2 separate regions of the Homo sapiens genome follow, and region 2 is linked to region 1. A link is an interaction called in ENCODE POLR2A ChIA-PET data of the cell type or tissue named here. Cell type or tissue: OCI-LY7. All regions are shown on one strand. Each heading gives the region's core, and the rest is flanking DNA. Links, peaks and the distances in the headings are about the cores only.

Region 1 (12,568 bases), core at 1,118-9,117:
CTAGGATTGCAATTTTAGTTAAATCTAAATGGCCTTGTCTAGTTAAGTTTATATATTTTTAAAAAGAAATGCAAAACATTTATTAGGGAGCAATGCCTATGAAAGATAAAGGGTGCTGAAGTGGAATTAGGCTGGGAAAGCTTTCACACTGTGATGTACGTTTGCTCTTCTTTCACTCTTGATGTTTCATGTTCCTTCTGGTGTCATTTTCTTCTGTCTGAAGACTTTAGCAATACTTTTAGAGCAAGTCTGATGGCAGTAAATTCAGTTTCCCTCCGTCTGAGAATGTCTTTATTTCATCTTCATTCCTGAAGGATATTTTCACTGGATATAGAATTCTAGGATGACAGTTATTTTCTTTCAGTACTTGACAAATGTCATGCCACTTCTTTCTGGCCTCCATAGTTTCTGTTGAGAAATCTGTAGTCATTTGAATCATGGTTCCCCTGTAAGTAACATGTCACTTTTCTCTGGCTGCCTGCAAGATTTTTTGCTTTATCTTTAGTTTTAACAGTTTGAATGTGAGATGTTTGGGTCAGATTTCTTTGAATTTGTCCATGTTGGAGTTCACTGACCTTCTAGAATCTGAGATTTATGTCTTTTGCTAAACTTGGGAAATACTCTTCAACTATTTTTTTCTGTACCATACTGTTTCTCTTCTCCTAGTATTCCGATGACACACACGTTAGAGCTTTTGTAATTTTCCCACAGGTCCCTGAGGCTCTGTTTTTTTTTTTTTTTTAAACTGGTGTTCAGATTGGATGAATTCTATTGATTTTCACTGACTTTTTGCACTGCCACTTTGCTTCTGCTGTTGAAAAATTCATCCAATGAATTTTTTATTTTGGTTACTCTATCAGCTTTTTCCTTGCTAAGTCTCTCCCTTTGTTTCAAGATTGTTTGTATTTTTATAATAACTGCCCTAAAGTTTTGGATGGTTCCAGCATCTCTGTCATGTTGGCATTGGTGTCTGTTGATCATCTTTTTCCATGTGAGTTGAGATTTTCTTGGTTCTTTGTATGCCAAGTAATTTTGCAGTATCTTGAACATTTTGAATATGTATTATAGTACTCTGGGTCTTGTTTAAGTTCTGTGGAGAGTGTTGGTATTTTTGTTTTAGCAGGCAATCAACCTTGTTGGATTCAGGCCACAAGTTCTAACCAGTCTTTTCTGGGTTGTAGTTTCAGTGTTAGTTTTGTTTCTAAAGCCATTACAGTTATTTAGATTTGTCCTGTGTGTGTAACACCTGGTAGCCAATATGGGACCTAGGAATTAGGTCTATTCCCTAGTTCAGTTTTCAAAATCTGTAGTATGCTGTTTAGAGTCAGGACCATGCATGTATAGCTCAAAGGCAAACCCAGAGGTGTAGATAAACCACTCTCTTAACTAGTTGGCCATGCCCCCACAACCACTTTCAGCCTCAATACTGCAGTTGTTGGGATGTGCCATGGATTATTATGTTGATAGGCATATGTGTTTTCTCCTTTTTTCCCCTCCCATTATAGACAGTGCTGCAGTGGGCATGCTTTTACAGGTCATCATTGCATTCCTCTAAAAATATTGCTGCATATAATGCCTAGAAATCAGTTCATTCGCTTGATTTTATTTTATTCATGGACACCATTATTAAATCTACTTTAAAAAAACATTATCTAAAAATATACCTATTTACTCTTCTAGCATGACAAGTTTTAGAAAGGAGCAGTGGAAAAATTCCTTCCTTTGGGACGCTATAAATTGCAGTTGGGTTCTTATTGGGGTATCTCAGACTGAAACAAAGACCATTTTTTTCCTGTTAAGTGGGGTGAAAATAATCTATTTATGATTCCCTTTCTCTTTCTTTTCCCCAGAATTTTGATTCTGACATTAGCAGTGTGGGAATAGATGGCTGCTGGCAGGCAGACAGCCAAAGGCTTCTCAATGAGGTGATGGTGGAGCACTTCTTTCGACAAGGAATGCTGGATGTGGCTGAGGAGCTCTGTCAGGTAACAGTGTGCCAACTGGGAGGATATGAAAAAGAAACAAGGGAACTCCTTGGAGTTTATAGTATTTGCAGGGTGGGGTTTTGAGTCTTCCTCTAGCTATAGATAGATTTTTAATATTTAAATTATCAGAGATGACCTCATTTTACTAGGAGTATTTTGGGGAATTTTTTAAGTGGCAAAAATTATAGTTCTAGAACTTGTTATCCAGATCATTTTTTTCTTGTTCCTGTCCCAGAAGGTTAGTCCCAGTTCATGAATCAAAGGGCGCAAAAGCGATATTCTTTCTTCATGTCCATTTTTGATATAGAAGGTTAGTATAGCAGACAAGAGGAAAGGGACAAAAACATTGATGTTTGTTCTTCTGTTCTAGCCCAGCTTAAACGATTTTATCAAATGAATTTCCAGCTAAAATTTTTTACTTCGCATTAGCAGCATTTGTCTTTTATTTCTATCACACATGAGTTAGAACTCTACAACAGTTTACCAATACCATGTAGTCATAATAGTAGTAGCTGCCATATATTGAGTGCTTACCTTAAGCCAAGCCCTGCCTTTATTCCTTGCTGCAATCCCATGAAGTAAAAATTATTGTTTCCATTCTACAGATGAAAAATCTAAGGTCTGGAGAAGTAAGTTGCCCGAGGCCTTAACAGGTTCTTTGTGAAAGAACTGGGATTCAGTCCCTGATTCATATGTCTTCACACTCCGTTCTAAGCCACCATGTGCTGTTGCATTTTTGTTTGGAAACATGAAGGACCGAAAGAATTAGTTTAAAATCAGTCTGTAAACCAAACCTCTAATCTAAGCCTTTTCTATTTTAAACAATTCAGATAAATGATAACTCGGTTTTTCTCTGTACCTTACAGGGATTTTGTGTATGTGTCCATGTAATTTCCTGCAGTAAACTGTCATTGAGGATTGTTTGCTTTTAAGTAACAAAAGACCCACAATTACAGTGGCTTAAGCAAAAGTGAAATTTTTTTCTTGCACAGAAATCGGTAGTAAGACGTCCACAGCATGTTTGGTAGCTCTGCATTGTGAAACTCTTAGGGACTTAGCACCTTGTACCTCTGTTATTCCCAGGGTGTCTCCTGTCTTCAGAGTCCAGGATAGCAGCCAAAGCTCCAGCCATACCTTTGTATCCCAGAAAGGGGCAGAGTGCATATTTATGTTTCATTGGTCAGAACTTAACGTCTTACAAAGCCATACCCAGCTTTATTCCATTTGCTTATGTACCCTGCTGAAATTTGGGGATTCTACTATGGAAAAGAGGGGAAGAATGTACTAGGGGGCAGTCATCAGTCTCTACTATAGGGAATTATCTTTAATGGCTTGCCCCATATTTTACAATCTAGAATATACTTTTACCACTAGCTCCTTACCCTGATTACTGCTAACAAAAGTTCTTTCTTTCTTTCTTTTTCCAGGAATCTGGTCTTTCTGTAGACCCAAGTCAGAAGGAACCATTTGTGGAGTTAAATAGAATATTAGAGGCATTAAAGGTCAGAGTTCTGAGACCTGCTCTGGAGTGAGTATTGAGTTTGCTTTCTTTTGAGTACTTTGAGAACTCTCTGTAAGAAAACTCAATCAGAAAACACATTAGAGATTTTTAGATATATTTATCTTACCTGTGGTAGACTTCAGAGAAATCAAAGGAGAATTATTTTATTTATTTTGGCTAAGTGAAATATGGGGGGTGTGCAATATGAGAAAATGGTTGGAGCTTATTTCACTTATCAGTTGGTCTGAATTCCCATGAGAGAAAAGGGTTTTCTGTTTCCAGGCTACACCACCACTTTGTGTGGGCTGACATTACAACAAGCACTATTGTTCAGCCAGTGCAAGTTTGATATTTAAGCTTCCTTCATGTGCTGGGTTTTGCTGGGTTTTATGCTAGCATTCTAAGAAATTATTGGTTATTGGAACTAGGTGGTGTGGATGAAGAGAACAAATATTTTTATAAAGCTACTCTATTCTTAATTACTGTGGATTTTGGTAATTGACCATGAACCTCTCATTGATAAGAATTGTCTGAAATTACTCTGTAAGCTATAATAAATATTATTCTAGAGCAGGGTCAGCAAGCTTTTCCATAAAGGACCAAGTAGGAAATATTTTAGGCTTTTCATTTCACATAAGGTCTCTGTCGCATATTCTTCATTTTATTTTACAACCCTTTAAAAATTTAAAAACCCATTCTTGGCCATCTGCTATACAAAACAGGCAGCAAGCTGTATGTGGCCTGTGCCATAGTTTGCTGGCCCCAGTCCTAAAATTTTTTACTGTGAGGATTACCAGGTTATTTGTAATAAATAGCTCATAAAATAAAGGGAAGAAACTGGATTATAGAAGCAGTGATTTGTTGTGAGCTTATAGCTTTGGAATCCTGGTATTTTAAAACCAGAAAAATTAACCATCAGTGTTACAGGGTTAGCTGGGAAGTTGACTTTTATAAAATGTACACTTTTTCCCTTAAAATTTAGTTCCACTAACCCATTTAATTCTTCATAGCTTAGTTTTTTCTTTCTAATCATTTCTCAGTTCTTTCTCCTTTTTGAGACAGGGTCTCACTGTCACCCAGGCTAGAGTGCAGTGGCATAATCATGGCTCACTCCAGCCCCAACCCCCCAACCTCCCGCCTTAGCCTCCTGAGTAGTTGGGACTACAGGACTGTGCCGTTATGCCCAGCTAATTAAAAAAAATTTTTTTTTGTAGAGACAGGATCTCACTATGTTACCCAGGCTGGTTTCGAACTCCTGAGCTCAAGTGATTCTCCCACCTCGGCTTCCCAAAGTGCTGGAATTACAGACTTGAGCCTCTGTACTTGGCCATTTCTCAGTTCTGAGAAAATTTTGTGTAGTTCTAAAACCAGCCCAGATGACTAGACAGAAATTCCTGTATAAATTTATATAAAATTCTTGTATAAATTATAATAGATCTCACTTAAGAACTGTATCTCTGTGTAAGATGCATATTACCTTTGTAGAATTTGTTTAAGCAAATTTCAGATTGTGACACATCTGGGAGATAAATTCAACCAAATACCTCTAACACCTCTTAAACAAAATATGGCAACAACTACTTTTTTTTTTTTTTTTCCCAAAGAGACAGAGTCTTGCTCTGTGGCCCAGGCTAGAGTGCAGTGGGATGATCATAGCTCACTGCACACTCTCAAACTCCTGGGCTTAAGTAATCCTCCTGCCCCGGCCTCCTGAGTAGCTAAGACTACAGGTGCACACCACCACACCTGGCTAATTTTTAAATATTTTATAGAGACAGGATTTCTCTATGTCGCTCAGGCTGGTCTCAAACTTCTGGCCTCAAGTGATCCTCCTGGAGCGTCAGCTGCCCGAAGTACTGGGATTATAGGCATGGGCCAATGTGCCCGAGAAAGCCTACATACATATATGAACATGTAATGGGTTTCCCAGTTGTTTTATAGTGATTAGCAAATAATATTTGGGTTGTTATTCAAGGTAATATTCACTTATCTATGCGTTTCTTAGGTTTTTTCATTAAACTTTGTTCATATGTGCTAGTCATGTACGTACTATGACTATATCTGTAGTCACTGGCACATAGTATTTGCTACCTTAGCCTTCAGAGTACTCCAGACTTTTCTCCTAAGAGCCTTTTAAACTTTGTGCGTATATAAGATATGTTTCTTATTGATAAGCATGTTATGTATATTGATTATTTCTGTAAATTTTGTCTATTATTTGTTGCCTTAAAACAATTCCTCTCAGGCAGAGAGAGGACTTGTTCCATAAGTAAAAATTTTCTCATTTCATGTTTCTGGGAGTAGTGTTTAATATCAGCATGAGGGAATGTAGTGGTAATCATAGTTAACTCTGCTTGAGTGGTTATTGTATGCCTAGCATCGTTCTAAGCATTTTACGTGTCTTAACCTATTCAACCCTCATATTAACCTATGAGGTAAGTCATCTTACAGAGAAGCAATTAGGGCCTAGAAGATCCTCTGTGAAAAAAAGTCAAAAGATTATATGAGAAATGCTTTACATAATAGTCCCCCAGTATTCTCATTTGAGGTTCATTTTAACTTATTAAGTGTATCATCAAGCCAGGTGCAGTGGCTCACACCTGTAAGCCCAGCACTTTGGGAAGCTGAGGTGGGCAGATCGCTTGAGCCCAGGAGTTCGAGACCAGCCTGGGCAACATAGCAAAACCCTATCTCTACAAAAAAATAGAAAAATTAGCTGGGTATGGTGGTGTACGCCTGTAGTCTGAACTACTCAGGAGGCTGAAATGGGAGGATCACTTGAGCCCAGGAGGCGGAGTCTGCAGTGAACCAAGACCACACCACCACTCCAGAGCCGAATCCTGTCTCAAAAAATAAGAAAATAAATAGAAGTAAAAACGTACCATCAGTAATCCTACAGTAAAGAAACTCATTTAACTTGGTATAACCCAGTGTTTTCTCTGTGTATTTGACCAATCTTGTTTTCCCTCCAGATAACACATTTAAAACCCATAAAATTGGAGTTATACAAAACATAAGATTTAATAGAAATCGTCATTACAACAATTCAGATTTTTCCAATTCTTGCCTATTGTGGGTGCAGAGCAGATACTGACTAAGCATCTTTCATGAGCTAGGTACAGAAAATTCCCTTTACTCAACTTACAGCAAAAGTTGAATGATATGGGACTCCAATTTGGGGAATTCTAGTTAAGGTACAAGGCGGGAGATATCTGCCAGTTATGCAGCATCCCATTTGTTCCTGCTGGGAAGGATATCATGGAGCTCACAAGGGAAAAGAGGAAGGAGAGGATGCAGCAATTCCTCCAGACTGCCTATGCGGTGAGAAGGCAGAGGCCAGCCAAAAATTTGAGGTGGCTAGGCCGGGCACGGTGGCTCATGCCTGTAATCCCAGCACTTTGGGAGGCCAAGGCGGGCGAATCATCTGAGGTCAGGAGTTCAAGACGAGCCTGACCAACGTGGAGAAACCCCATCTCTATTAAAAATACAAAATTAGCCAGGTATGGTGGCGCATGCCTGTAATCCCAGCTACTCAGGAAGGCTGAGGCAGGAGAATCGCTTGAACCCGGGAGGCGGAGGTTGCGGTGAGCCAAGATCGCGCCACTGCACTCCAGCCTGGGCAACAAGAGTGAAACTCAGTCTCAAAAAAAAAAAAAAAAAAAAAAAAAAAAAAAAAGTGGAGGTGGCTAAAGGCCATTGAGGGCCTAGGGGAATGGTGATATTGTGGAGAGAAGTGGCAGAACAACACCTGATTACATAGATCTAATCAGGACCTTGCCTGCTCCTGTGTTCCGTGCCCTTGTACCTCTGAGTTTGTACAGATTTTCCCCCTCATCCAGATTTCTTTTATGCTCACCCAGATTGTTTTATTTGCTTTTTGAATTTCTCTTGGCGCCTAGAGTAGTGCTTACCTCATAGTAGGCCCTCAATGAATAACAGTAATCTGCAGGAGAATTTAGAGCAAACTTGTCATCCTCTTCCATGGTGGCAGATAGAAAGCCAAAAATAGTGTTAACGAGAGAATAGTAACTTAATACAACGAGGTGGGGGAAATATTAGAAAAAATAGGAACTGTCCTTGTAGCTATGCCATTATTAACATACATATTGAAAGAAAGCACTATCTTTAGGGGAAGCTACTTGGTTGCCTTCCTAAACGTGTCTCAAAGAGTAATACTACCTTGCTGGATTTGCCACAGTCTAGTATCTGACTTTCAGCTTTGCAGACTTGGAAACTTGTTTTTGGTGTCCTTATTTTGTTTTGTTTTCACTAAGAACAGGCCTTTAAAAACGATAAAAACCTGAATTGCTAAGCTGCGTACATAGTTTGGATTATTAGGGGCTGTGAAACAAGCTTGTGGTAGGCAGGTCCATGTGGAAGGCACATGAGCTTGCAAAGCCTGGAGTTGGAACAAGAGGAGATTGTTCTAGAAAATGTTCAAAGTTCTCAGGCTAAAATGTCCTGATGCCATTATGTCCACCATGGAGGTTGTGTTGCAGAGCCGTTGGGCAGTTCAGACTTCATTCACTGACTCCTTTTCTCAAAATTGTCCTTGGCTTGCCTTGGTCGAGTTTTGAGTCAGCATTAAGTATCCCAATAGGTAATAAATAAGAGTACAAAATCAAAAGGCACAACAAGATAAAAATACAGTGAAAAGTAAATCTCCCCACCTTTGCCTTCTAATCACAGTTACTCTCCAAACAGGCAGCCACCATTAACTGTATTATGTATACGTACATTTTTATGCACAAGTGGTTGCATACTATACACAGTGTTCTGCTTTTTACTTGAAAAATTTTGAAGTATTTGCCTATATCAGAGCATATAGAACTATTTTTTTTTTTTGGTGGCTGCTTAGTGTTCTCTTTTAGGGATTATACCTTAATTTTATTTAGCCAGTTCCTATGGATGGACGTTTGTAGTTTCCGATATTTTGCTTTATAAGTGATGCAGCATTGAATATCCGTTGCACATTATTTTGAGCATGCCTGCTAGATATGTTGTCCAATATGGTGACCACTCCTATGTGTAGCTCTTACTAATCTCTGCATTACTGAGAACCTCATGTAAAAGGGTGTGTGTGTGTGTCTTAAATAGAGTCAGATATGCAATACCATAGTTTGTGTGGTTTCTTAAATAGCATGTGAAAAGGACAGAGACTCACACCAACTCTGAGATGAGTTTAATGGTAGTAGTTCCAGCAGTGGACTCAGCCCATAGCTGAAAAATTACCATTTGAAAATATCTAAGAAATGAAACACTGAGTGTTCTTTTCAGTCTCTAAAGCAAAGTTACAGAGTTCCTCACTTTTTTGACTGAACTTTTTGTCAGGTTTGCCATTCTCTGAATTTTTTTAAGCATTTGATTCATGTTACTAAGGACATTTCACCAGGTCCACACCTGTGGAGTAAAAATCAATGTCATTCATTCCCCTGAACTTCAGCTTTTACCCCCAAGAGTATAGCCTTAAAGGAAATTAGAAAAAGAGGTTTTTGTAAGCCTTTAAATGCTGTGAAAGGTTACAGTGGAATGTGCTGTGGGATTGGCAAGAGGCTTTTTTTCCCTAGTATTACTAGAAATAGACACCCACCCAGGCTGGCAAAATTGTAAGATTAGAGAGATAAGCCCACTAATGCTGTCTGTTAGGTTCCTGAGGGAGAACCGCTAACTATGAAGGTGAAATCTTGTATTTATTTTTGGAATGATGTAGAAATTCTAAATATGGAGGTAACTGTGTGCCAAGTCTTTTCACAGGCCTGACAATTAAGATAATTAATGCTAATGTTTCTGCTGGGTAATTGTATAGATGTGGATTGCTTCTAACTTAGTCTTCTCATAAGTAATATTGTTTTGGGGTTTGTTGGTGGAAAGGCCCCAAAAGGCTCTTCATCAGAAGAATGTAGTGGCAGAGATCAGTGTAACACTGTTGATCTTACTGTCATTTTTGGGGTTCAGTGTTTCTCTAAATGGAGTAATTCCAAAGGTGACAGTGTTCTCGTGGTCCACGCTGGAAATTTGGGATCAGAATTTTTTTAAAAAAATTATAGAGTTAATAATTTCACTGCATTTTTAGTTTGCTTGCCCCCCCGCCCCCCACCATCTCTACTAAAAATACAAAATTTGCCAGGCGCGGTGGTGAGCACCTGTAACCCCAGCTACTCGGGAGGCTGAGGCACAAGAATCACTTGAACCCGGGAGGCAGAGGTTGCAGTGAGCCGAGATCACGCCACTGTACTCCAGCCTGGGCAACAGAATGAGACTCTGTCTCAAAAACAAAAACGTGGGGAGGAAGGAAGGGGGAGGGGCAGGGGCAGGAATCATTTTAGTGAGAAATAGAAAACGAATTTCGTTTTCTTTGTAATTCTTTAAGATTTATGAGAATGGGCCACAGACACCCTGACTTGCTCAGGTTCTCAAACTTTATGTCTTTCCTCATTATATCAGTCTGGAACTTCTTTGTCTTTATAAAGTAACCTCTTACCACTGAGATCTCTGTGTCCTTTCTCTCCTGTTTGTATTCTTTTTTTTTTGAGACGGAGTTTCACTCTTGTTGCCCAGGCTGGAGTGCAATGGCGCAATCTTGGCTCACCACAACCTCTGCCTCCCGAGTTCAAGCGATTCTCCTGCCTCAGCCTCCTGAGTAGCTGGGATTACAGGCATGCGCCACCACACCCGACTAATTTTGTATTTTCAGTAGAGATGGGGTTTCTCCATGTTCATCAGGCTGGCCTCAAACTCCCAGCATCAGGTGGTCCACCCACCTCGGCCTCCCAAAGTGCTGGGATTACAGGCCTAAGCCACTGCACCCAGCCCTTGTATTCTTTATTGAACCTATGGGCAGTCTTTGCAGGTTTCTAACATACATAAATTCGTTTTTACCACAGTTTAGTTAAATAACACCTGGCTGCCAACAACACAGTTCAGATTTCAGTCACCATGATGTATTAACTGTGAGCAATTGTATAAAATACAGACTTCTCTGCCAGCTCTTCAGTCTACACATCTGGACATAACAGGAGCATCATGGTCATGACCAGTTTTGTCACTTCGCTCTTGATCACTGCACATCTACTGTCAGTTACTCTCAGGCAACAGCTGTGTGGGTTGTGTCACCTCTTTAACTCCCAGGGATAAACCCACGTGACATTTTACAAAAATGGATAATTGGAAGACGGACTTGGCAACAAGAAAAACCTCTAGAAGTGAAATTGAATGTGATTAGAAAGATTTGAAAAAGGACAACAGCAAGATGAAGCTAGGGCAAGACCTAAGCCTACAGGAAGCTAATGGTACAAAGCATATTGGAAAAGTCCTGTCACTATAAAGACGAGGGTAAAGTCACTTCACCATCTTTTCACTTATATTGCACTAGAATAGAAAGATGCTTGTGGTTTAGATGGAACATTTACTTCTACTTTGGATTGAGAGAGAGAAGTGTGTGTGTGTGTGTGTGTGTGTGTGTGTGTGTGTGTGAATCAGTTTGGCTACTATTCGGGCCAAATTGATAATAGTTGCCTTATTGAAAGAAGATGGTAATTACAAGGATATTGAAGAACTTCACAGCCAGTAAAAGATGCTTTTATCATGTTCAGAAGTTGTGAATTGACTAAAGCTATCTGAGGAAGCTGCTATTGTGAGTAAGGATGCTGCTGTGAAATTTGTACTCAGATGTCAAGGATTCATTAAGGCGGATGTTAACAATGATCATCACAGAAGGCAACTCTTGATACCAGAGCTTAGCAAGAGGCATAGAATAGTGAAGAATAGTGAATAGAGTTAAAAATAGATTGACTTTCTTATTAGGAGGCAGCTGCGGAGAGTGACTTTGAATAAAACCTATGCTTATTTGGCCAGTTAACTGTGGCCAGGGAATTGAGGTCAAGAAAATACAAATGTGGGTTTCTGGGTACAATCCTGGAGGTATAAGAGAGAGGTCCTATCATGTCAGGTGAGGATTTCACCTTAATTGCTTACATGTGCTTCAATGTTTGGGAGAGTTAAAAGTGGGGTATCTCATCCTTGGTTTAGAAAATGACATTTTGCCAGGGAGGGAGAAGCTTGGAAGTCCCTTGCCTTGTACAATTTAGTCTTAATATAGTATTAAGAAGTTAAATGAGGACAGTATTGTTTCAGAATAGGATGCAAAGAAATACGACTTTTAAGAAATTTGAAAACTTGTATTCTATGAATTTGGGTTTTGTGTTGTCCTCTCCTCCTCCCAGTTCCTTTTTGTAAAGGTATCTACTTACTTTTCTAAATATTTCTTGGCAAGGAGTGGGGAGGAATTAAGCAATGCTAGTTTTTTTCTTATTTCATAGCCTTGTTTATAGCAAAATTTGAAACTGTGCAAACATAAATTTAGTACATTAAAAATTATATTTGTCTAAATAAATGCCTCTCCAGGTTAAGTGGCGTACAGGTGTTTATAGCTTATAAAGCTTAAATTGATAATTCATAACTTTCAGGAAAAGTAATTTATAATTACTCTATAGGCCTGTTCATTTAAAAAAAGGAAGTTAAGAAATTTTACTTTTACATTAGCTTAAAAAGTTACTGCCTTTTAAAGTATAAAATTAATACATGTTCATTACAGAAAACCTGGAAAATATAGGACAGCATAGACTGTTACAGAAATCACTGTAATATGGTATTGATTGGTGTGTCTTCCTGGTGGTTTCAGACCCCTGGTGCTGATCTAAGAGTTGGTGCCTTGTTCCGATTAGTCATGGCCCATGGTATAGCAGTTGATAAATAATGCTTGAAATCCCAGAGTCATTACTGCTAAACATTCTGGTGTCTAAAAATTACTTTAAAAAATGTATCACTCTTTTGGCTGGGCATGGTGGCTCACGCCTGTAATCCCAGCACTTTGGGAGGCCAAGGTGGGTGGATCACCTGAGGCCAGGAGTTCAAGACCAGCCTGGCCAACATGGTGAGACCCTATCTCTACTAAAAATGCAAAAATGAGCTGGATGCAGTGGTGCATGCTTGTAGTCCCACCTACTTGGGAGGCCGAGGCAGGAGAATGGCTTGAACCTGGGAGGCGAAGGTTGCAGTGAGCTGAGATCTTGCCACTGCACTC
Region 2 (14,393 bases), core at 564-8,563, 550 kb before region 1:
CGAGGCTGCAGTGAGCTGTGATCGCACCACTGCACTCAAGCCTTCGCAACAGACCAAGACCTAGTCTCAAAAAAAAAAAAAAGTGCGCAATGACTCCCGTTGCCAATTCAAAGAGCTTTTATGAATGTTTCAATATACTTGTCTAGCGTATGTGCCTGTTTTTGGACTCAAAGTGGCCACCATAGGTGGGAGATCAAGTTGGCAACAATAGTGTTCCAAGGTAATACACCCTATATCTTGCTCTGTACCCCAGGCTGGAGTGCGGTGGCTCAATCTTGGCTTGCTGCAACAACCGCCTCCCAAGTTCAAGCGATTCTCCTGCCTCAGCCTCCCGAATAGCTGGAACTACAGGCGCGCGCCACCACGCCCGGCTAATTTTTTGTACCCCTTAGTAGAGACGGGGTTTCACCCTGTTAGCCAGGATGGTCTCAATCTCCTGACCTCGTGATCTGCCCGCCTCGGCCGCCCAAAGTGCTGGGATTACAGGCGTGAGCCACCGCGCCCGGCAAGAATTTTTTTTTTTTTTTTGAGATGGAGTTTCGCTCTTTCGCCCAGACTGGAGTTCAGTGGCACGATCTCTGCTCACTGCAACCTCCGCCTTCCGGTTTCAAGCGATTCTCCTGCCTCAGCCTCCCAAGCCCGGCTACTTTTTGTATTTTTAGTACAGACGGGGGTTTCATCATGTTGGCCAGGCTGGTCTCGAACTCCTGACCTTGTGATCCGCCCGCCGCGGCCTCCCAAAGTGCTGGGATTACAGGCGTGAGCCACCGTGCCCGGCCCCAAGAATTTTTTTTAATAAGAAATTTTGTAGAACCTTCTATAGGCAGTCGTTTTACAGCGGCGAAGAACGGAACCCGGCAGATGACATTGAATAAATGTTGAGTGGACAACTTTGTTCTTTTCCTCTTCCTTGACTCCGCCTCCTTGCTTTCCCTTCATTCTCTTTTGCTCTTGTGCTTTTAAACCCAAAGCGGCCGCCGTAGGCGAAGGTGAAGATGGCTGCCTCTGCCTTTGCTGGTGCAGTGAGAGCAGCTTCAGGTCAGTGGAGAGCGACATACTCCATGCATGCCTTCACAGAAGGGGAAACTGGTGCGGGATGGAATGGGCGTTTAGACTGGAGGTTAACAAGCAAAAAGGGTCATTATTTAAGTTAAGAAGGTTGCGCCCAATTTTCTCTGGGGCGGTGTGACCGGCAGCCCGTACCAAGTCCCCCGACTCGGACTCACGCGGGCCTGTGTGTCACGCATTTGCCGCTTCCTTACCAGCTTTTTTTCCCTAGAAAAGAAGCCAGAGAAACTGGAACGGAGGGGGCGAGGGAAACCAAAAAGTCTCACCTAACTTTCTGATTTAGAGGCTACGACCTGCCATTCACGACCTTTAACCTTGAGAATTAATGTCTCCTAACTTAAGATTCTACACCTCTAAAATGGGGGTCATAACCACCTACCTGGGGATTAAATGAGATAATGCACGTAAAGCGTTTTGGGCAGTGCCTGACACATGGTAAGCTTGAAGGCTAATTTAATTTTTAACTACAGCCCCCGGCACAAGGGCTGGTATGAGGACTTCTTGACTGAGAGATAGCAGAAGTAAAGGCGACTAAATTAAGTTGCCGTGACGTTAAGTACTTTTTGCAAAAAGTTAAAAATCATCCAAATACCATAGGATGCTCAGTAAGTTACTTTCACACAAAATATATTGTTAGGATAACATTTTGTGGGAGAATATACGAGATCAGTCAAGAAAATGCAGCGATGTAAATTTTACCGTTAGAGAAAAGCTTTTTTTATGTGGAGTATTTTTTGTGTTCGCGAAATATAATACATATGAAGAAAATTTTATATAGTATGCATGAATGATTTAACAGTTCTAAAGCAAACACCTGTTTAACACTCAGGTCAAAACAGTGCACTACCAGAAGCCTCCTCTCCCCTATGTATCAAAATTCTCTACTTCCCCCCCAGATATAAACACTGTTCTCATTTTTATAGTTACTATTAGGTTGCCTATTTTTCCTATAGTAGTTTTAGCATCCATATGTGCATCTCAAGAACATAGTTTTGCCTGGTTTTGAACTTCACATGAATTGGTTCATACAGTATATACGCTTTAGTATCTTCTTTTACATTGTGAGATTCATTCATTCATTTTGCGTAGCTGTAATGCTTTCTCATTGCTATATAATTCTTTTTTTTTTTTTGAGACGGAGTTTCTCTCTTGTTGCCCAGGCTGGAGTGCAATGGCACGATCTGGGCTCACTGCAACCTCCTCCTCCCAGGTTTAAGTGATTCCCTTGGAGTAGCTGGGATTACAGGCATGCGCCACCACGCCCAGCTAATTTTGTATTTTTAGTAGAGTTGGGGTTTCTCCATGTTGGTCAGGCTAGTCTGGAACTCCTGACCTCAGGTGATCCGCCCGCCTCGACCTCCCAAAGTGCTGGGATTACGGGTGTGAGCCACCCTGCCCGGCCTGCTGTATAATATTATATGACTGTGCCACAATTCTCCATTTCCAGTTTGGGGCAATTATGTACAAAGCTGATTGATCTCATCCTGGCGCATGAGTCCAATTGTTTCTGAGGATGTGGGTATGTGTGAAAATCGCTGTGGAATTGCCTGGTCAGAGAATATGTATATATTCAGCATTGCCTGATATTGCCAAACTGTTGAGGCCCCACATCCTCACCAACACCTGATATTGATATTGTCAATAGATATTGTCAGACCTACAAATTTTTGTTAATCTGGTGGCTTTGTAATGGTATCTCATTGAGATTTAAATAAGCATTTCTCTGATTAATAACAAGCTATAGTGTGTTTCACATTTTTATTGGCCTTTTGAATTTCCTTTATGAAATATCCACTTAAATATTTTGCCCATTTTCCTATTGGATTGTTTGTCTTATTTATTTAGAGTATTTTTTGTTTTGTTTTTGTTTTTCATTTGTGTGTGTCCTTTAGCTTCTCCCACTCAGGCTTGTCTTTTTTACATTATTTTGGAGTGCCCTTTGACGAAAAGTTGTTTTTCATCTACTTGAATTTATAGTTCTTGTAATTTTTAAATAGATGATGTAGGTAGTTATCAACTTACTATTAATTTAGATTCTACTGAAAACAATTTAAAGAGTGATGTGACAGCTTATTTTAAAATGTCAGTATTTTAAATATGCTGGAAATTATAGCCTTTTTAACAATTTAAACTATTTGATATTTTAGATATTAAGAATTTGTGAAAGGGTAGTTTTTCAAAATTCTTTTAGGAAACATAGGATCAGAAATCTTGAAGACTCCTGGTTTCGATACTGTCACAGTCTCCTCCACTCCCATCCAGTGCAGTTCATGTCCCCCATTCATTCCTTTGATTCATGCCACATAGGGCCATTGTAATTCCCCAAATGTACATCGTCACCTTTGTACGTCCTATTCCCTCTGTCTCTTCGTACTCTGTCAAAACTCTGGTTTTGCGTTACCTCTTTTGTGAAAACATCTGTATTCTCTATACAACAGTGTGTTTAGAGTAGACTAGTCTGTATGAAAATGCCCAGACGGGGCAGAGGACTGAAGGAAATTAGTTACTTTCCTTGATGTACTGCACTTTTGTTAACAAAGCTAGACTGTTAGGTTTCCCTCACAGGCTTAATCACATGATTGATCCACCAGAAGGCGCAGTAGATAGAGCCTCCCCACATATTTTCCCATGAACTGCTCTCAACCAAGATCCCAGTTCCTGTTGTTCCCGTAACCATTTTTTCTAACTTCAGTGTATTTATTCCTGATTTCATCTTGTTGGTTTTGATCTGTTTTTCTCTCTTACTAAGATCACTTGGAGTTCTGATACTCTGTGTCTTCACAAATACATTAACAAGCCATTGTTCCCAGCTTGCTTTTTGGGAAAATTGATAAATATGTCTTATGCAGCCTCAGGATCTTCATAAAAATTGAGAACAAAAGAATTTCATAGGTTTTAATTTTTTAACCAAGAGATACCAAAATCTGATGACGTGTGAAAATTGGAACATTTTCTTGTCTACAGTCCTCCAATGCACTTAATCTTCCAAAGATTACCTCCTGCCTTATTACATCTGCACATCTTTTCAGTTCTTTGCGATTTAACTTATTTGATTTCCAAGGCCCTATGTAAGGGCTCTCTCATCAGTTTTCTGCACCAATGTTTATGCTACCCTTTTCAGTTGCAAATTGTTATCTCTTTTTCTTTTGTGGAGACAGAGTCTCCTTCTGTCTCCTGGAGTGCAGTGGCAAGATCTCGGCTCACTGCAACCTCTGCCTCCTGAGTTCAAGCAGTTCTCCTACCTCAGCCTCCGAGTAGCTGGGACTACAGGCGCGCGTCACTCTGCCCAGCTAATATTTCTATTTTTAGTAGAGACGGGGTTTCACATGTTGGCCAAGCTGGTCGCAAACTCCTGACCTCAGGTGATCCGCCGGGGCCTCCCAAAGTGTTGGGGTTACAGGGGTGAGCTACCACACCTGGCCCTGTTATCACTGATGGCCACATATTAATATACAGGTTAGGTATCTTTAATCTGAAACTTTTTGAGTACCAACATGACACCACAAGTGGGAAATTCTTTTTTTTTTTTTTTTTGAGACGGAGTCCCGCTCTGTCGCTCAAGGTGGAGTGCAGTGGCACAATCTCAGCTCACTGCAAGCTCTGCCTCCCAGGTTCACGCCATTCTCCTGCTTCAGCCTCCCAAGTAGCTGGGACTACAGGCACCTGCCACCATGCCCAGCTAATTTTTTTTTGTATTTTTAGTAGAGACGGGGTTTCACTGTGTTAGCCAAGATGGTCTTGACCTCCTGATCTCCTCGTGATCTGCCTGCCTCGGCCTCCCAAAGTGCTGGGATTACAGGCGTGAGCCACCGCACCCGGCCCACAAATGGAAAATTCTTTACCCGATCTCACGTGATCGGTGGCAGTCAAAACTTTGTTTCATGTACAAAATTATTTAAAATATTGTATAAAATTAACTTTAAGCTATATGTGTAAGATTTATATGAAACAAATGAATTTCATGTTTGGACTTGAGTCCCATCTCCAAGATATCTCCTTTATGCAAAATTTTAAAAAATCTAAAATACTTCTGGTCACAAGCATTTCAGATAATACTCAACCTGTATCATCTTTGCTAAGTATCCCTCTTCTTTATTATCTGCCATTAGCATTCATTAAATGTTTTCTCTGTGCTACCCTTCCAAGCACTATACATGCTTCATCTCATTCAAGTCTCATTACCTCTCCATAATTAACTTCATTTAAATTTGAGGAAACTGGGGCACAGAGAGGTTAAGTAACTTGCCCCTGGTTACACAGCAAGGAAGTCATAGAGCTAGAATATGAGCCCAAATCATCTCATTCAAATCCTAGCACTTCTATATCAACATGGCCCCTCATTTGTTATCTGAAATCAGTGCAGTAGAAAATAGGAGAGTAGTTCTAAGTCCCAGCCAAGCATCAGACTCAGGTGGAGTATTTTTCGCTTTTTTTTTTTGAGATGGAGTTTCACTTTTGTTGCCGAGGCTGGAGTGCAATGTTGCAGTCTCGGCTCACTGCACCCTCTTCCTCCCAGGTTCAAGTGATCTTCCTGCCTCAGCCTCCTGAGTAGCTGGGATTATAGGCGCACACCACCACACCCGGCTAATTTTGTATTTTCAGTAGAGACGGGGTTTCTCCATGTTGGTCAGGCTGGTCTCGAACTCCTGATCTCAGGTGATCCGCCTGCCTCGGCCTCCCAAAGTGCTAGGATTACAGGCATGAGCCACCATGCCTGGCTGGAGTATTTTTCTTAACCAACTTTATTGAGGTAGAATTTACATGCCATAAAATTACCCATTTTATGTGTACAGCTTTATGTTTTTTTATTAATTTAGCAAGCTGTACAACCATTACCACATTCCAGCTTTAGGACTTTTTTTTTTTTTTTTAGTCTTGTATTAGTGCATTTTTTTTTTTATACTTTAAGTTCTGAGGACATTTTCATCATCCTGCGGAACTTTTTTAACACACAATTTTGAGTCCCAAACTGGACTTCAGTCAGAATTTATGGGTGGAGTCGGAGCTCCACGAGTGATTCCGATTTGCAGCCATGAACTATTAGTCTGGCCATAGTGGGAAGGACTGATAAGAGGACTGCATCCGGACCACACATCTAGGCTCTCTGAAATCTGCCTTCTGACCTGTTCCACCCCACTGCCCACTACTTCTCCCCAGGCGTCTCTGATAGTCAGGCGAACAGTCTCAGCCTCTGAGGCAGGTCTGGTCCTCAACCCATACATGTACAGTTGACCCTGGAACAATACAGCAGGTGGGGTGTCAACCCCAAGCAGTTGAAAATCAAGTTGAAAAAAAGTATAACTTTTGGCTCCTCCAAAACTTAATTACTAATAGCCTACTGTTGGCCAGAAGCCTTACCAATAACATAAACCATTGATTAACATATATTCTGAGGCCGGGCACGGTGGCTCACACCTGTAATCCTAACACTTTGGGAGGCTGAGGCAGGTGGATCACTTGAGCCCAGGAGTTCAAGATTGGGCTGGGCAACATGGCAAAATTCTGTCTCTACAAAAATTAGGCATGGTGGCACATGCTGTAGTCCCAGCTACTTAGGAGGCTGAGGTGGGAAGATAGATTGAGCCCAGGAGGTCAAGGCTGCAGTGAGCTATGATTGTGCCACTGCATTCCAGCCTGGGCCACAGAGTAAGACCCTGCCTCAAAAAAAGAATTTTAAAAACATATATCCTGCATGTTATATGTATTATATACTGTATTCTTAACAATAAAACAAGCTAGAGAAAAGAAAGTCATAAGAAAAGAAATAGGTTACTGTTCATTAAGTGGAAGTGGATCATCATAAAGGTCTTCATCATCTTTACATTGAGTAGGCTGAGGAGGAGTTGGTTTTGCTCTCTCTGCGATTGCAGAGAAAGAAGAGGTGGAGGAGTTAGAAGGGGAGGCTGGAAAGGCAGGCATACTCGGTGTAACTTTTTTTGAAAAAAATCTGTGTGTAAGTGGCACTGTGCAGTTCAAACCCATGTTGTTCAAGGGTCACCTGTATTTGTTTCAGTCCCCATGCCTTTGCTTATGTTGTTCGTCCTACCTGAAATGTGCTCCTCCTCTTCTAAGGGCCTGCTCACTTTCTAGAGAACTCAAGTGCCTCTTCTCTTTTCTTCGAGAATCTTTCTGTCGCCACTCTTGTCTCTCCAGGAAGGGTCCATGCTCTTGCATCCCTGACCTGCCATTGTACTGTGTGTGGGAATTCTGTCTCACCAGAGTATAAGATCTGGGAGGTGGGAATAAATGTTACACACATCTCTTTTCTTAGTACTGGACATAGAGCTAGCAGACATCCGACTTGGTTGTGATGATGGTTGCACAGCTCTCTAAATTTTCCAAAAATTGTTGAATTATATACATAAAATCAGTAATTAATTTATGGTTATACCTTAGTAAGGTGGTAAAAGCTTCACAGATGAGTCTGATGCTCAGGGCACGTTAATTATGTTTAATACTTGGTGGCAGTGATACATCTCTTAATTTTTAATATCTGGATGCATATTTTGGAGTATTAAATATATATGCTCCTATCTTTACAGGAATCCTACGGCCCCTGAATATTTTGGCATCTTCAACCTACCGCAACTGTGTCAAGAATGCCTCTCTTATTTCTGCATTGTCCACTGGACGTTTTAGTCATATTCAGACACCAGTTGTTTCCTCCACTCCCAGACTTACCACATCTGAGAGAAACCTGACATGTGGGCATACCTCAGTGATCCTTAATAGGTAGAGTATATTTCTTTGTGGGGTTTTTTTTGTTTTTTGTTTTTTGTTTTTTTTTGAGACGGAGTCTCACTCTGTTGCCCAGGCCAGAGTGCAGTGGTGCATTCTCAGCTCACTGCAACCTCCACCTCCGGGGTTCAAGCAATTCTCCTGCCTCAGCCTCCTAAGTAGCTGGAAAGTTCTGGGATTACAGGCGTGAGCCACTGTGCCTGGCTGGTAGAGTCTATTTCAATAAACATGATGCTTAGACAAACTTTCCAAGATATTCATGCCTGCAGGGGTATCCTAGAAGTAGGTGGTATTCTTTGCCTACCTGCAGTTAATTATGTAGACATCTGCTTGATTGAGTGGGAGACTGTGACTGACATCCATGTATCTAGGCGCCTGCAGCAGGAAAATGCCAAACACAGCATGCTTCTGATGTTGTATGTGTGCTTTCCTGCATGGAGGCTGTCATCCAAAGTGGAGGGTGCACAAGACGCTCAGCTTATAAGGATGGGCTGCATGTGTTGGTCATTCAGTCAGCAAATACTCAGTTAAATACCCCTGGGTGCCTAGCACTGTACTTGGCAAAAAGGACATAAGGGTAAACAAATTGAAGTCCTCAAGGAGTTTGCAATCTGGTGGGAAGATGGATAAGAAATAAAGCGATGATAATAGAATGAATTATTTTACAGGGATTGAGGGGGTAGGTTTTAGAAGATTGCGAGTTGGTGATGGTTGCTATTCTAATTTATGCTTAATGTCATGGGTCATTGGAAGTAATATTGTATATGAAAAGTTAGTTCCAGTCCATTGGAGCAGCTTTACTCATTTCTCAGTATAGATAATGAATTTTAATCCTTTAATCAGTCTGATTACAAGCTAAAAATTTTAAAATATATTTTTAGAATGGCCCCCGTGCTTCCAAGTGTCCTGAAGCTGCCAGTCAGATCTCTAACATACTTCAGTGCAAGAAAAGGCAAGAGAAAGACCGTGAAAGCTGTCATCGATAGGTTTCTTCGACTTCATTGTGGCCTTTGGGTGAGGAGAAAGGTGAGTCTTCACACTGTTACTAAATTGAAAAAGGAATGTGAGGCCGGGCGTGGTGGCTCACGCCTATAATCCCAGCACTTTGGCGGGTGGATCATAAGGTCAGGAGTTCAAGACCAGCTTGGCCAACATGGTGAAACTCCATCTCTACTAAAAATACAAAAATTAGGCGTGGTGGCAGGCACCTGTAATTCCAGCTACTCGGGAGGCTGAGGCACATAATTGCTTGAACCCGGGAGGTGGAGGTTGTAGTGAGCCAAGATCGAACCACTGCACTCCAGCCTGGGCGACAGAGCGAGACTCCGTCTCAAAAAAGAAAAGAAAAAAGGAGTGTGAGCAGATTAAAATCAAACAGAATTCAGAATTCAGCCAGGCACTGTAGCTCATGCCTGTAATCCCAGCACTTTGGGAGGCCAAGGCGGGCAGAACACTTGAGGTCAGGCGTTGTGGCAGGTGCCTATAATCCCAGCTGCTTGGGAAGCTGAGGCAGGAGAGTCGCTTGAACCTGGAAGGCAGAGGCTGCAGTGAGCCAAGATCACGCCACTGCACTCCAGCCTAGGTGACACAGCAAGACTTCATCTCAAAAAATGAAAAGAAAGCAGCTTAAGACCAGTTTTGCAAAACCATTTTTGAGATTTAGTAACTGCCCAAATCCTAATTCCCTTTCATTACTTGGAAATTAAATCTTTAAAAATCAAAATTTGGTTCCCTGTAAAAATAAAATAGTTGGTAGAACTTTCTTGATGTTTGAAAGGTTGAAAGGATTCTCCCGTTTTATAAACAGTACTAAATTAGTAGATAAATGGGTTGGTTGGAACTCTCAGCTCATTTCTCTATTGAAACACTGTGGTGGGTAGTTTCCTACACCAGTCAGCAGAAGCTCATATAATCCATAAAGCAGCTAAACTAAAGGTCTAATGTTCTGAGTTTTGTGAATTTGAGACCACTGGAAACATTTCTTCCCTTTTGTGTGTATGTGTTTTTTTTTTTTTCTTTTTTTGAGACAAAGTGTCACTCTATCGCCCAGGCTAGAGTGCAGTGGCACAATCTTGGCTCACTGTGACCTCTGCCTCACGGGTTCAGGCCATTCTCCTGCCTCAGCCTTCCGAGTAGCTGGGATTACAGGCATGCACCACCATGCCAGGCTAATTTTTGTATTTTTAGTAGAGACGGGTTTTCACCATGTTGGCCAGGCTGGTCTTGAACTCCTGACCTTAAGTGATCCACCTGTCTCGGCCTCCCAAAGTGCTGGGATTACAGGCATGGGCCGTGACGCCTAGCCCCACCCTTTGGTTTTTATACCAGTTATTTCCAGGTCCTCTTCTAGCCCTAGGTAAAATGAAATGGGTGGGTTTCCTTGCCTTCCTTTCCATGTCCCTCTTACTGGGCTCTGGGGCCCTCATGTTACTGTAAAGGACCCGATCATACTCTCCAGTCATAATACCTAGCTTCAGTTCAGGGCTCCCGAAAGTATACCCTGTATAGAATGCCCTGCCTCTTCAAAATCTAATTTTCAGAGAAAAAAAAAATCTGGGTAGATGAATTCAAACTAATGTGTAAAACAAAGTATTTTCCATGACACGGTTTCATCCAGCAGTCCTTGGTATTTATTGTTCATTCCCTCCTTCCATTTTTGAATCTAGAGATTGTCTAAAAAATTTCAAGCATTTTCATAGTGGTTCCATTCTGTGAATAATCTTTAAAGGATACTGGTGGTAATGAGCAGGGCAATAAATTAGGTGTTTGTACGTCAGAGATCCATAGTAACCCAGTTTGGCCTGCAAACTATGAAATTATTACACAAATGTGGAGATTTGGCTTTAAATGTTTGCATTTAAAATTGTAAGCAGTGAGTAGCAAAAATCTAACCTCTAGCATTCTAAAACCAGAACTCTTAAATAACCTTTCCTTATTTCATCACTGTCCTTATAGAAGTTGATGGTCACAGTGATGATACTAAGACATGTCAGAAATGCAAGGCACATTCTCGGCAAAGAGCCATGGTTTTGTTCAGTTGGTATTGTGCCATAAAGAGCCCTTGGCTTGAAAGGACCCAAGGGCTCACCGTGTGGTTTTAGCCAGATGTTAATTAAGCTGGATGGCACCTAAGATCCCTTCTAGTTTAAACAGGCTATGATTATAGTTTTTATAATCAATCAAATTTTCCTTTCCTGTCTTTAAAAATAAATTCTTCAAAATGAATAATACCTGTATGGGTGTATATGAAAGTTCTGGGTTAAATATGTGGGTTAACCATTCCTTCACCACTCCTAATAATAGTCTTACCATATTCATAATTCCTTAGAAAAGTACTTCCTATAAAAATTGGTCCCTTGTGTGTGAAAATAATAAATGAAGCAATATATTTGAGAACTGTGCTTCTCAGCTCTTGTAATACTCAGCCTCCTTAATAAATATTAATGTTGTTACCTCGCCTGCACTCCATCCTCCTCTACATTAGGAAAGACAGTGGTTAAGAACTCTTATTAGCCTGGGCAAGATGGTGAGACCTTATCTCTACAAAAATTTAAAAAGTAGCTGGGTATGGTGGTGCACACTTGTGGTCCCAGCTATACGAGAGGCTGAGGCAGGAGGATCACTTGAGCCCAGGAGGTAGAGGCTGCAGTGACCGTGATCATGCCACTGCACTCCAGCCTGGGTGACAGAGTGAGACCCTGTCTCAAAATGAAACAAAAAAAGAACTCTTATTAGCCCTCAGACCTCTGTCTGCTACTTCTCTAATCAATGGTTTCTTTTTTTAAAGATGTAAAATAGAATAATAGTATGTTGTTAAAGATTGCTGAAGAGATAGTAAGATCATACCTGTTAAGTTAGTGATTATAATTCTGTCATTATCTTGTACTTTCCCAGCCACACACATTTAGTTTTATTTTCTGTGAGTTTAATTTAAATAATTTTTTTCTAAAATATGATTTATTACTAATTCTTTTTTAAACTACACATGCTTTCTCCATCCCCCTCCCCGCCACCCTCCCTTCCCCCGGCCATTGAGAATCACATCTTTCCAAGAAATAGTCCAGCCCCTATGGAAGTCTGGTTTTTGTTCTTATTGGGTCTATAAACCTTGAGTTGTGAAGATACCTGTTGTTTCATACATAGTATGATGTTTTACATTTCTTTGTAATATCTGACAGGCTGGCTATAAGAAAAAATTATGGAAAAAGACACCTGCAAGGAAGAAGCGATTGAGGGAATTTGTATTCTGCAATAAAACCCAGAGTAAACTCTTAGATAAAATGACGACGTCCTTCTGGAAGAGGCGAAACTGGTACGTTGATGATCCTTATCAGAAGTATCATGATCGAACAAACCTGAAAGTATAGATCAGAAGTTTCACTTGTTTCTCAGTTATTGGATATGTATCTTTGTGTACATATCTTTGCAAAAATGGATAAGTACAAAACTTGATGTAAATTGTACCAATGAATACGTAAACATACAGTGACAACATTAAACTTAGAAAAGTTTTAAAACTTAATGGATCAGACTTTGCCAGATTTGGTTAGGGAAACAGAAATTTAGAATGGTGCATTATTTTTAACAAATGGTATTGGCTTAACTAGTTGTTTCAGTTATGCTCTTTTAGTTGCAAGGAATCTCAAGTGGGACAAACATAAAAAGACTCAAAAGCTACAAGTTAGCTCAAGCAATGTGACATTATTTCAAGGATATGTGCCAGGGAATTCAGGAACCACCTCACCAACCCCATCTCCCACTCAGAAATCACCTCCCAGCCTCAGGAAGAGTAGAAATTGGGTGGTGCTCCTCAGCAGGGGAAGGTGGATGTTTAGGCTTGGGCTCTGCATGCATGTGACTTGCTTCTTTTTGCATTGTTAACTCCATTCTCTCTATTCACCAACTTCTCTACACAGCTTTTGCATACTTACAGTTTCTGTTCCTTTGTAATAACTTTAACTTGCACCTTTGAGGTTCTTTTCTACATGATGACCTTCAGCTCCTGCTGCTAGTCTCCAATTGCCAAGGGAATTTAACTGGGCCAGACTACCTTTTTATACTAGGTCTGGTTGGGTCATTGTCTAGAGTAGGGATTGGCTGTCCTTAAGTCAGGAGCCCGCTTTGTATTAGCAGGTTTGCATGCAGCAAAAAAACAGTTATGTGAGCAGTTTCACTTGGAGGTTCACATGGGGTGGCAGCACACTTAACATCTAACACACCAGGTTCATTGTGTTCATAACACTTGTCATTTACTGTAACAACATTTTTTCATAGGAGAGTAAATAGCCCTTCAGCATGCTCATTCATGAAACAGAAGAGGCTGTACAAGTGAAGACAAGGGCTTTTTATGCAAGTTTTGAAAGATAGGTATTTATTTTTTCTAGAGACAGGAGTTTTGCTCTGTTGCCCAGGCTGGAGTGCAGTGGTGCAATCATAGCTCATTGAAGCCTCGCACTCCTGGGCTCAAGTGGTCCTCCTGCCTCAGCTTACTGAGTAAGGATATGTATTTCTTAAAAGTTAGTTTATCCACTTCAGATTTCATGTTTTCATTTGTAAGGATAAACTTTTCCCACAAATTTTCAACAATCATTGTAGAAACTAAGGGGGAGAAAGTAATCTCAGTTGTTTTAGAAACGAAAAAGTTAAGCATTGTTTACTTGAAGTGGGCAGGGAAGCAGCACTGAGTAAAGTTCAATTGAGTGGTTACAGTCTAGGGCAGTGGTTCCCAACTCTCCGATCAGAATCATCTGGGAAGCATTTTCAAACAGCAAAGTACTTTGAAAACCATTATTAAATAGAATTATGCATGAATTACTGTTTCAGATCCTTTAATGTGGTAGTTGGTAATAATAAGATGAAATTCCTCTGTTGTTAGTAAAATTATGAAATTGAAGTTCTGCAGCATGTCAGGCCAGGATTATTAGGGAGATTCCTCGAAACTAGTGTGTGTTTATTAAAAGGAGAAAGGATAACAATAGAATGTTCTAAAACCAGAAGTCCAAGTGCGTGTCTACTTATGGGACCAATAAATAAAGAACAGACATTTGATTTGAGGTGAGGTAAAAGCCTGAAACATGGAATGGCATTCTGTTTTGATGGATTTTCATTTCTTCGCACTTCTGAGACGGCAAAGCCAACCACTTAGAAGCCTTCCACATCTTTGTCACCTGCCTGGCTCCTGCTCTCTGATGTACCTCTGGGTAGTGAGATGGAAATGGTGCCTGCAGAAGTTGGGGAGAAGGATACTTTTGCACAGCCTCCATGATGTCTTTATTGCAAATATGGATGACAAGGGTCTCTGTTACAGGGGCCTCAGAGCACCTTCGTTTCTCCTCTAGACCAGGGACAGGTGTAGAGATAAGGACTGGCAACCAGAGCCTCAGCATCCAAAGATGGACTGAAGTGGGATGGCTGACAGGCACATAACTTACGGGAAAGGGAATTTCATACATACGATTTTTGTTTTGTGGGTAGGAGGGCTTATCATCAACACTGATTTTATAATCTGACAATAAATGTCTTTCATTAAAGAGTTTACCTAAATGATGTTCGATTATATGTATAATTTATAAAATATTTATGTATAG

The links. Peaks named below come from ENCODE experiments on the same cell type or tissue, not always from the same donor. Only the 100,000 strongest peaks of a DNase experiment are listed, where the experiment ranks them.
Region 2: POLR2A ChIA-PET joins it to region 1 with 10 read pairs; 2 of 35 experiments call an interaction of 5 or more read pairs at or near these places.

What each region holds. Positions count from the first base shown.
Region 1 is chr2:86,750,046-86,762,613 of GRCh38, forward strand. It overlaps RMND5A (required for meiotic nuclear division 5 homolog A), which reads left to right. Exons shown (of 9, transcript NM_022780.4): 3 at 1,851-1,985; 4 at 3,413-3,513. Among named protein-coding and RNA genes, the nearest start is that of CD8A, 35 kb to the right of the region's middle. In OCI-LY7, for the core only: no CTCF peak of the experiment used is centred there; no DNase peak of the experiment used is centred there.
Region 2 is chr2:86,198,496-86,212,888 of GRCh38, forward strand. It overlaps MRPL35 (mitochondrial ribosomal protein L35), which reads left to right and starts at 962. Exons shown (of 4, transcript NM_016622.4): 1 at 962-1,038; 2 at 7,611-7,800; 3 at 8,688-8,832; 4 at 11,985-14,393. The coding sequence starts at 996. The coding sequence ends at 12,173. RefSeq lists an enhancer at 781-1,050. In OCI-LY7, for the core only: no CTCF peak of the experiment used is centred there; DNase peaks (open chromatin) are centred at 956, 1,489 and 1,916; H3K4me3 peaks cover 4,506 bases; H3K27ac peaks cover 3,348 bases.